2 separate regions of the Homo sapiens genome follow, and region 1 is linked to region 2. A link is a contact called in ENCODE Hi-C or POLR2A ChIA-PET data. All regions are on one chromosome and are shown on one strand. The core of a region is the stretch at or near the end of the contact, and the rest is flanking DNA. Distances in the headings are between cores, read along the strand shown. Region 1 has its middle 16 kb from the start of ARSI. Region 2 overlaps CAMK2A (calcium/calmodulin dependent protein kinase II alpha).

Evidence for each region. A loop is a pair of places that touch in the nucleus more often than their neighbours do. ChIA-PET counts read pairs that join two places held with the same protein, here RNA polymerase II (POLR2A). Pooled maps may share reads with other maps.
Region 1: a loop to region 2 is called in a map of PC-3, with 5 times the contacts of the local background. The contact joins two enhancer-like sites. A Hi-C loop is called at or near these places in 6 of 168 maps with a recorded cell type or tissue (MCF 10A, PC-3, PC-9 and 3 more) and 2 of 50 pooled maps. POLR2A ChIA-PET finds 5 or more read pairs at or near these places in 3 of 52 experiments (BJ, CD8-positive, alpha-beta T cell and MCF 10A).

Annotation. Positions count from the first base shown.
Region 1 is chr5:150,316,370-150,322,098 of GRCh38, forward strand. No RefSeq gene overlaps it. Among named protein-coding and RNA genes, the nearest start is that of ARSI, 16 kb to the left of the region's middle. RefSeq lists enhancers at 536-1,735, 877-1,171. Within about 2 kb of position 3,827, at least 9 of the 41 ENCODE cell types and tissues checked have a DNase peak (open chromatin) inside an H3K27ac peak, as active enhancers do; they include PC-3 and PC-9, where a contact is called at or near this core.
Region 2 is chr5:150,260,154-150,265,410 of GRCh38, forward strand. It overlaps CAMK2A (calcium/calmodulin dependent protein kinase II alpha), which reads right to left. Exons shown (of 19, transcript NM_015981.4): 3 at 4,803-4,862. Among named protein-coding and RNA genes, the nearest start is that of CAMK2A, 27 kb to the right of the region's middle. RefSeq lists an enhancer at 4,535-5,070. Within about 2 kb of position 3,943, at least 11 of the 41 ENCODE cell types and tissues checked have a DNase peak (open chromatin) inside an H3K27ac peak, as active enhancers do; they include PC-3 and PC-9, where a contact is called at or near this core.

The DNA of each region.
Region 1 (5,729 bases), core at 2,577-5,076, 56 kb after region 2:
AGGGCTTAGTTTAGGAAAAGTGGAGATGATGTTTTTAATTGGGAAGAAGCTCTATTGTCTCTTGTTTATAAAAGGAACATGCTTGTTGCATGCATTTTAGAAACACTCAAAAAATATTAAGAAAAATAAAGACCGACATAATTTCCATGACTCAGAGATTGTCATAGTTAACATTTATATATATTCTTCTAGGCCTTTTTTTTCCTATGCATTTCCATTCATAGACATATATATAGATTAAAATGCATTTTATTCTGTCTCCTGCTTTTTTCTCATTTAATATATTTCGGACATTTTTTATGTCATTAAATGTAGATTTATGCCATCATTTTAATATCTGTGAGAGATTAATTTTGAACAGGAGATTCTGCAAGACTCTTTTGAGGAAGTGGCATTTGAAAACAGACCCTTGAAGAATCAGGAGGCTGAGACGGTGGCCAGAGCGTTCTCAGCAGAGGGCAGAGTATAGACAAAGTCAAGTTGGTGACAGGACACTCTGTCCATTAGAAGCTTGCTTTTGACAGATGCAAGAATCAGGGCTCAGAGAGGCAAGGTAATGTTTACCAAGGTCATACAGTGAGTCCTTGTAAAGGGCAGGGCTCGAACCCAGGACTCCCAACTCTCAGGTCTGGGCTTTGGCCTCCAGAAAATCCAGTCTCGATTCTTCACATTGGTATTCGCAGCTTTGCATCACCTGGTTCTCACCCGCTTTGATTACCTTAATCACAGATGACATCCCATCACAGGACATCCTCTGCATCTGCTCCATGCACAGGCAGGGAGGTCAAGGCCCACTGAGGGGAAGGCAGTCTGAGTCATTAAGCAAGATGATAATCGCTGGCATGGAGAGAGCCCTCACTGCATGTCAGGCCATGAACTGGGGCCTGGTCCGCATCCTACCACAAGACCCTCTCTTCTCCTCCCTGGGGGCTGTGCCTGTGTGACCCCTGAGTCACCGTCTGCCTGCCTCACTGCTGTGAGTCAGCGGCATTCTTTGTGGCTGAGAGCAGCGCAGCTCAACCTCAGGGCCCTTCCCCTGTACCTTGGTGAGCCTGGCACATCCTCCAGCTAGGCTAGGAGTAAAAGAGTCAGCGGATGAGTGGCCTTGGGTCATGGCCTGAGAGCTGACCTGTGGGGGCCACTGGGATTCGGATGACTCAGAGCTGCCTCCATGCTGTTCGGAAGCTGGACACTGACTCTGTGAAGTAGTACTGGGCAGAAAGTACCAGCAACTGTCTGGGCTGGGAAGGGATGGTAGGAGGCAGTGAGAAGTTTCCCTGATAACCTCCCTTACCCCTTTGAGTACAAGTCAACCCCATCTCCGGGTGGCTGTTGGGGTGAGGGTTAAGAGCATGGGTTTTGCCACAAGGCAAACCTAGTTTGGGGTTGGAGTCCTAAGTCTGCTTCTTACAGTGTGACCTTGGCAAGTCACTTAACCTCTCTGGGCCTCTGAAAAAGGGAAACTGGGAAAACCAGTGCCTGCTACTGCAAAACTAAATGAGATCATGTATGTAATGCACTTAGCACAGTATAGGACACTGATAAAGCTCTTAGAAATTGGTAGTTATTATTTAGATAATATTATAGTAGACATTATCCAGGGTCTCTTCTAACATTCTCCTTTCATTTATTCACTCATTCATTCATGTGATGAGTATTTATATATTGAGTACCTATAGGAGTTGGGGGACAGAGTTCAGAACAGGCTTTCTGAGGACTGACGGTCACCCAATTGCTAATTGTATTATTCTGTTTTCATACTGCTATAAAGAACTGCCTGAGACTGGGTAATTTACAGAGGAAAGAGGCTTAATTGACTCATCAGTTCAGCATGGCTGGGGAAGGCCTCAAGAAACTTACAATAATGGCAGAAGATGAAGGGGAAACAAAGCACCTTGTTTACAAAGCAGCAGGTAGAAGTGCCAAGCAAAAAAGGAAGAGCCCCTTATAAAACCATCAGATCCCATGAGAACTCTATCGCGACCCACCCACCATAATCCAGTTACCTCCACCTGGACTCTCCCTTGACACGTGGGGATTATGGGGATTACAGTTCAAGAGGAGACTTGGGTGGGGACACAAAGCCTAACCGTATCACTGATGTTCACGGTTAACCCCTTCGTTGAGCAAAGAAAATACAGATATCAATAGACATGGTTCCTTCCATCATGGAACTTATATTCTAGTGGGGGAAAATGAGACAATAAATAGACAAATGGACAATAAACAAGAAAATGACAGATACAGTGGAGAGTGATGGGAAGAGGCCACTTTGGATGGAGTGGCCAGGGGCAACCTCTCTGAAGAGGTGGCATTTCCTGAGCCAGGAGGGCTGAGCCATGAGGGGAGCCTGGGCTTGTGAAGAGGCAGGAGGAGTGTCTCAAGCACGGCGAGGTCAAGGCAGGCACCAGTGTCAGGAGAAGGCTTTGCTGTGGATGACACAGCAAGGAGGCAGTGGGACTGCAGGGAGAAGGGAGCAGTGCAGGGTGAGATGTGGGCAGGGAGTGGCCAGACCTTGTGGGCCATGTTAAAACATGTTCATTTCTTGCTAAATGCAAGTCCATGCCTCCGTAGGCTGGAGTTCAGAGTAAGACTCTCGAATACCTGAATGAGAACTAAGCTGAGAAGAGCTTAACCATCTTTCTGAGGGGCATCCATGTCCCATCCAGACAGCTGTGAACATCAGCCCTCTCAGCACCAGCAGGGACCTTGAAAGTGAGCCCCTCCCCAAAGTAGGCAGGGAGACCACAGCAAAGCCACCCTGCACTGTGCTATTTCTGGCGGGGGGCCGGGCCCTCCAGCTGCATTCCAGGAGGAAATCTGACCAAATGGTTGAAACTGAGGAATGCAGAGCCCACCCCTACCTCAGACAGAAGGAGCCCTTTCTCACCCAGGCCCCTGAGGTGAGGCTTTCCGGGGACTAGGGGTCACCCGATTTCTCCTGTTTATGGTTAAAGCCTTTGCTGAGCAGAGAAAACACAGCTGTCAGCCAGAGGCTCAGCACAACACCTGCAGGAAGGGACCGGGCCTGGCAGGGGAGGGGGCTGCCCAGGCTTGCTGGGGTCCTCTCCCTGCCTGCAAAGTTCAGTCACTCTGGCATTCAAGGACCTGTATCTACCTTGACTATCCTAAGCAGGGAAGACAGCCTGCCACAGATCATCCTCTGAAGCCAGAGACGGACGGGGCCACCCAGCTAGATAATAACAATTGCTAACATCAAGAACTTACTATGGGTCAGGCGGTGTGGTCAGAGCTTGAGTAACATCTAACAAACCTTTGGTGTGGGTACTCGTGTTACTGCCATTTTACAGATGGAGAAATTGAGGCTTCAGAGGTTTAATGACAAGCCCAAGATCAAGCAACTACTAAGTAGAGGACTCAAGATTTGAACCCCGGCCTTCTGACTCTAGAGCTCGCTCTGGTTTTCATTGTGTTTGATTTCCTTATATTAATTTTTTCTCAAAGGGAACTTATTATAATACTACTATTAATGGAAACACATATTAGGCAAAAGTAAAAATAAAAGCAAAAAAAAAAAAGGAAATAATGTTAGTAAATTCCAGCTGGATACTGTTGCTGTTCAAAGAGCTAAATCTGAAACCTTTATTCAACTGATGAACAAGAGAGATTAACAAATGTTAGAAAGGTATTGATGATACACAAGCACTGAACTGAGTCAGGATTTCTCTTGAAATAATCTGCAAGCTAAAATGAGATTGAAAAGGGAATCAGTTTTTCACTGCGTGCTTCACTGTTATTTAATATGGTTTAGCTATGTAGTCATCATTAGTGCTGTTCAGCAAACATTTCTGGCTTTCTGCCTCCCAGGCACATGGAGGGTTGACACCTCCTGATTCCTTTGTGATTGGGTGGGGCCATGTGACCAGTTCTGGCCCTTTCTAAATGGCACATTACTTCTGGGCTAGAACATTTTAATTCCTGGTGTGAGGCCAGCCAGCCCTCTCTTGTCCAGAGCCTGGTTCCCAGAGTGAGGTCAGTGAAGAGGAGAGACAGCCCCCAGCTAAGCCACAGTGATTATGTAACACAAGCAAGAAATAAGCTTGGTGTTATAATTCATTAAGTCTTTCAGGTTGTTTATTTACTGCAGCGTAACCTAAGCTATTCTGACTCATACAGCATATCATCTAAAATCACATTAAAGATGCAGCCCCTCTCTTTAAAGCCCACAGTCTTAATTGCTGTGTTGTGCCAGACATTGACCAAGCCAAGACTGGAGCAAAGCCTTAATGTTCCTTGTGGAATGCTCTTACCTTTACTGTTGCCTCCTTCCCCAAGTCCACTACCTTGGAAAACTACCCATTTCCCCAAAGTGCCCTTGACTCTCCCCATGTCAGAGCGTTGCTTACATTTTTCTCTCTGCCAGGAATGATATATACCTCCATCTCTGCCCCAGTTGGAGACATGGTAAAGAGATAGGCTGCCTGCGTTTCGACGTGGACTCTGCTACTTGCCAGCTGTGTGATCTGGGCTCCTCAGTTAACCTCCCTGGGCCTTGGTTTCCTAATCTGTAAAATGGGATAGTCGTGACTCTGTTATTCACAGAGCTGTTGTGAGGATTTAGTGTGTTAACATATGGAAACCATGTAGAACAATGTCTCACACATAGTAAGATATTTATCAGCATTAAGCTATCATTAGCAACCCTGCCTGTTGAAATCCTGCCTACCTTTTGAGGACTAGCTCACATTTCACCATTTCCATGAAGCCTTCTGAGGTCCCCCAAATGGAAGCACTCTCTGCCCACTCTTATGGCAAATTGCCTGGTGCTTTCAAACTCCCTAGGTTGTAAGCTCCTTGGGCAGAGTCACATCTTCATTATCTGGATATCCCCACCTCCCTCCACAGTGGCCTGGCATACAGGAGGACCAAGGAATGGGGGTTACATTGAACAGAATAGTCCAGGGTAGGGAGAGCTACCTTGGGCATCACTGAGGTTCATGCAGGGACAAGAAGGCTCTGAGTGTTGGCCTTGCCTCTTGGGAGGAGCTGGTCTTATCAAGTCAGTGCATCAAAAGCCTGGGGCCCTCTCCCTCACTTTCAGGTGGAAAGACCGAATACAGGTAGATTTGCTGCCTGTGGCTGCCATAACAAAGAACCACAAAGTGGGTGGCTTAAACAACAGAAATGTATTCTCTCAGTCCTAGAGGCTAGAAGTCCAAAATCAAGATGTCAGTAGGTCCATGCTCCTCTGAAACTCTAGGCAGAATTTGTTCTTGCCTCTTCCATGGCAGGAACCATGTCTGTTGATATCTGTAATTTCTTCCTTCCTGGTTGTGGCCATCAATCCTTGGCTTGTAGACACATCGCTCCAATCTCTGCCTCTGTTTTCACGTGGCATTGTCCCTGTGTGTCTGTGTTTTCACATGGAATTCCATGTGTGTGTCTCCTCACTTCTTATAAGGACACCAATCACATTGGATTAGACTTCCCCACAAATCCAGTACAACTCATCTTAATTTGAGTTAATCTGTAAGCCTCTATTTCCAAATATTGTTATGTGTGAGTTAACTGCTGGGGTATGTTCTGAGAAATATGTTGTTAGGCAATTTCATCATGTGTGAACATCACAGAGTGCACTTACACAAACCTAAATGGGATAGCCCATTACACACATAGGCTATATGAGAGGGCCCATTGCTCCTAGGCTACAAACCTGTCCAGCATGTTCCTGTACTGAATACTGTAAGCAATTGGAACATAACGGTAAG
Region 2 (5,257 bases), core at 2,693-5,192:
TTTAAAGTGTAAATGTGTATTGGCCGGGCACAGTGGCTCACGACTGTAATCCCAGCACTTTGGGAGGCTGAGGCGGGTGGAACACGAGGTCAGGAGATCGAGACCATCCTGGCTAACACAGTGAAACTCCCTCTCTACTAAAAATACAAAACAAAATTAGCCAGGCGTGGTGGTGGGCACCTGTAGTCCCAGCTACTCAGGAGGCTGAGGCAGGAGAATGGTGTGAACCCGGGAGGCAGAGCTTGCAGTGAGTCGAGATCACGCTACTGCACTCCAGCCTGGGTGACAGGGTGAGAGTCCGTCTCAAAAAAAAAAAAAAAAAAGTGTAAATGGGTATTTAACTGTATTTTTGGTGTGTAGAATCTGGCAATTCTATACCTGGGCCCTGCCCAGAAGCCCTTTGGTAAGTTGGTGCATCCAAACCCCACGTGCTGGAGTGCGGGATGCTAACAGCACCTGAATCCCTGACTCAGGCTCTGCTTCCAGGTAACCTGACCTGAGATGATATATGTAAGTATACAGTCCTTGAGAAGGCACATATGTCATATATCATATGGTAGCACGTATCATTAAATGTTAATTCTAGATGTGAGGTTATAGAAGATACTTTAAAAAGTATTTGTCTTCTCATTTATCTGCAATAAACTTGTATTGTTAGTGTATCAAGATAAAGTTTTGCAAAAGACTCTTCCCTCTCCCTGCCTTCCTCCACGTGGTCTCTGGGGAGTGAACCCTCTCCTATTCTTTCTGGTGGGCCATCATCTCTAACCTCCCTTTCCTGAGTGTAAGAAGCTCTGAGAAGCCAAGCTGCAGCTAGAATCATCTCAGAAAGGGCTTTTAGAACCATGGCAACAGGCTTTGGAAGGAGCCACAAGAAGACTGGAGTCCCAGATCTACCCTCTGACCCAGGGCCTCAGCCCCTTTAGAGAATGTCCTCAGGTCTCAGGGAAATGGACAGAATTGAGGGAGGTTTTCTCCAGAGCTGACTCTCCCTCAGATGGTGACTTTGTGTTGATGGTAAGAGGCTACCCCTCTGAGCAGCTGGGCAAGGGGCACATGGGTTGGAATTCAGCCCCTACGTTTGCAGTGCACCACACACGTGATGGTACTAGAGTTGGCTTCAGTCCCTGAGGTCGAGTCACACCTCAGAGCCCAGGAGACAGGATTTCTTGTTTCAGGGCCGTTTTCACACACAAAGCCTCCCCTTCCATCAGTGGAGGCTGCCTGAGGAACGACTCAGCCAGAGCCCAAGATTCAAGGGCCATAGGCTATCATCATGGTCCTGTCTCCTGGTGGAGTGACTGACGTGTCCGTGCCCATTGAGTCATTCTGTCACTTTTGACTGTTTAAAATATTGTCATAGAACAAACAAATCTGTAACCTAGCTTTTTATTTATGTGGCTTGATTCATGCACTTCTGGCATGCCTGTGATTTTCCGACAGTGGATTTTTTTCTTGGAGGTTGAAGGACAGTACTTGTTCCCTTATTTGCATGTCCCCCTGACACCATATATGTGATATCCACTTGGAAAGCTAAATAGAAGGACTGGGAACAAGGGCTCTGGAGTCAGACTTGCGGAGTTCGTCTCCCAGATCCACCTCTTACAAGCTATGTAGCTATGGGCAAATGACTTAACCTCTCTGAGCCTCCCTTCCAAACAGTAATGCTAATACCACTGGACTGCTATAGTCATTAATGTGATGATTCCTGTAAGCCACTTAGCACAGCACCTGGCACTAGGAAGAGTTCGATAAATGGAGATATTGTCAACTTCATCACTGACCTACCATACTTCCCTTCCCCACCACAAATCACCTACTAAACTTTCAGGTTGTCCCTAGCACAGTGCAAGTCCCCTGTGCCTTGGGGTGGCCTTCTGGCGTCTCCCTCATCTGCAGGTGGTGATGGTAGAGACAGCAGGTTACCGACCTCTCCCAAGAAGGATCTGGGAGGTAAATGCTTTGTGCACAACACAGTTGGACTGACCTGTGCTGAGCCTCACTGACCTGGTCCCCTGGGGACTGGACTGACCTGGGACCTCACTGACCTGGACCCCTGGGGAGCAGAGCAGTGGCCACACAGAAGCAGCGACCAGTAGTAACCTTGTCTAGATTGGCCAAGCAGGCTGAACAGGACTCAGTCCAGTGTCTTTAGGCACAAGCTCACCTTTCGGGTTTTGAGCCCACATCTGTACCTCTTTGCACGTCTTTGGGAAGATTACAATTTTGAAGGAAGATGCTTGGAGGATCAGGAAGTGCACCCTCCAAGGAACCTTCCAGCCCTGACAGCAGCTCAAAGCTCCTCTGGGGTCTTCCTGTGCTGGATGCTCAGCTCTGCTTTCCAGTCCCGCCTGCGCATCGCCACCACCCCCACTCCCATTCCCCATCCTCACTTCTCCTGCACATTCTCAGTGCCTAGCAGAGACCTTGGCATGGGGTGGGTCTACGATGCACCTGACATCAGGTGAATGAAGGAAGGAGTAAATGACTCAATGATGATGATGATGATAGCTACCATTTCTGAGCTTTTACCACACACTAGGCTTTGTGCCAAGTGCTTTACTTAACGCTATCTCATTTTACCCTCCCAACAGTCCTAGAAGGTGGGTGCTGTGATTATCCCCACTTCATAGAGGAGGATACTGAGGCTAAGAGGTTCACAGTCTGCCCAAGCTCAAACACTTAGTTAACGGCAGAGCTGAGATTGAAACCGGGTGTCTGACTGCAAACCCCATTCTCCTAACCACCATGTTATATATAATATAGTGCCTCCAGTAACCACTAAAAATCCTCATGGCCCCGAGGAATGACAATCATATGGAGTTTTAGGCAAGAAGATGTCTTCAGGCAAGGTTGTTCTGATGGAAGGTGTTGGTTGGGGAAGAGGGGGGCAGCTTAATGATAATGACTGTCATTGTGCTGTGGTCTATTTAATCATCACAATCCTATGAGCTAGTTATCATTTCCATTTTGCAGAGAAAACTGAGCTTCAAAGTGGTGGAGCTACATGTCCAGGGTCACACAGCAATGAAGCAGCAAACTCAGGATTTGAGCTGTAGTCTGTCAGCTCCAAAGCCATAACCTCCTGCTCCCCATTTTATAGCTGGGAATGAGAGGGAGAGGGAGGTGTGAACATGAGGAGGCAGTGTTGACCTGAGATAGCTGCAGTTGTGCAGCAACACACACACACATTCACACATTCACACACACTCACATACATGCACTCACACAGACATTCACACACACACACTTACACAGACTCACATACGCACATTCACACACACATTCACACACTCACACACGTGCATTCACACACTCCACACACTCTCACATACACTCACACACTCACATACACACATTCACACACACACTTACACAGACACACATTCACACACACTCCAACACTGTCACATACACACACACATACATGCATACACATACACTCACACGCACACATTCGCACTCACACTCACATTCACACACATATTCACTCACACACTCCACACACTCTCACACACTTAACACACACTCCCCTCCTTCCACTGGAGCTGGTAGCCTCCGTAAGGACCATAAGATCTTACAGTCAGAGATCACTCTCAACCCCCTCCATCACACAGCTGGGGGGTTGGGGGCCCAGAATAGGCAGGGGCTGCTGAAGGCCACATGGTGAGGACATTAGTAGGTCAGGGACCAGGGTTCAAACAGGGCTGCTCCCTGCCAACCCAGGGATGTCTCTCTGATGCTGGTCCCGGAGCCTCTGGCTGCTGTTTGTGCAGGGAAGGGGAGGTGCCTTCTGGGTATAAATAGCAGATGGAGATGCTTCTCTCTGGCAGGAGAGTTAACCCTTGGGGCCCTGGGCACGGAGAGAGGCTTCCCTGCCTTGTGAGAAGGCATGGTGGCTGTCAGAGTTGGAAGAGTCCTTAGCGATCACCTAGGCCCTGCTCCTCAGTGCGGTCTATGAGTCAGCAGGCTTGGCATCAACTCAGAGAGTGTTAGAACTGCAAAATCCTGGCCCCATCCCAGGCCCAGTGAATCCAAGTCTACCTTTTCACAAGGTGCCCAAGATGCTGGTTCAGACAGACCTTCCCTCAGAGGATGGGGGGAAGTGATTCAGAGAGGGCAGTGCTCCTGCCCAAGGTCCCACAGCAATTCCCTGACAGAATTAGCCCTCAAAGCCACACTTCCTGCCCTCATGACTCAGCACCCTCATAGGCAGGGATCAGCCCCCCAATTGCACAAGGGCTGAAGAAGGGGGGCCAGGCAGCGAGGTGTTGTTTCAGAGCCCATCCCCACGGGTTCTGCTGCCCTGGCTCTGTCCCAGCCTGCCATGGCCCAGCCTCTCCATGCAGCCTGTGCCCGGCCTGTGGGCCAGGGCCTGAGTTGGAGCTTGACCCTGTAGGCAGGCAGGTGCCAGGTCGACGGAGGAGGGCAGGGCCACGGTGCCAGGCTGAATCGGCATGGGTGTGGGTATGGGGAATGGGCCACAGCGGTCAAGGCCAAGCATGTCCCCCTGGCCTATTTTCATCTCTCCCAGAGCTTTAGAAGTTTTCCTGAAACAGCTTTTCCGGAGGCTGCCGGCAGTGTGGGATGGGAGGAAGGGCCTTTCTTCACCTTCCCCCGAAACAAGCTGGCTCTGAGGAATGTGGAAACCATTAAAGACGCCCCCTTTCCCATCTCTGCTGCCTCCATCCCCAGAGAAGAGAGCAGCTGCTCTCCACCCAACCCGCAAACACCCACGTGCCAGGGTGGGCAGGGGAGCAGGGCCTGGCTCCCCTGCGCCCCTCTCATCCCACAAGGCTCACCGATGTTGGGGTGCTTCAGCAGGCGGCAGATGCGGGCTTCACGCTCCAGCTTCTGATGGTCTGAAACACAGAGGCTCATGTGAGTCCCCGGTGAGGAAGGAACCATTACCCTCCATCTCCCCCTTCTCAAAGCCTCGTATTATCTCCACCTCCCAGGGCAGCCCCTGGGGGCTGGGAAAGCTCACCTTCTGGCCAGGGCCTCTGAGTTCTCCAGGAAGACCATGGGGTGCAGTGGAAAGAGGAAGAGGCCTGGGTTGCAGTGACTCAAGCACATCCCTCGCCCTCTCTGGCCTCCGTTTCCATGATTCTTAAATGTGAGGCTTCTCCGAGACTCCTCCAGGCCTGTTCCTCAGGCCCTATACTCTAGCCAGACTAAATGGCCGACTTCACCTCTACAAGCAGATCCCGCTGGGCCCTCTCACTTCAGGAGAGAATTGCACATGCGGTTCTCTCAG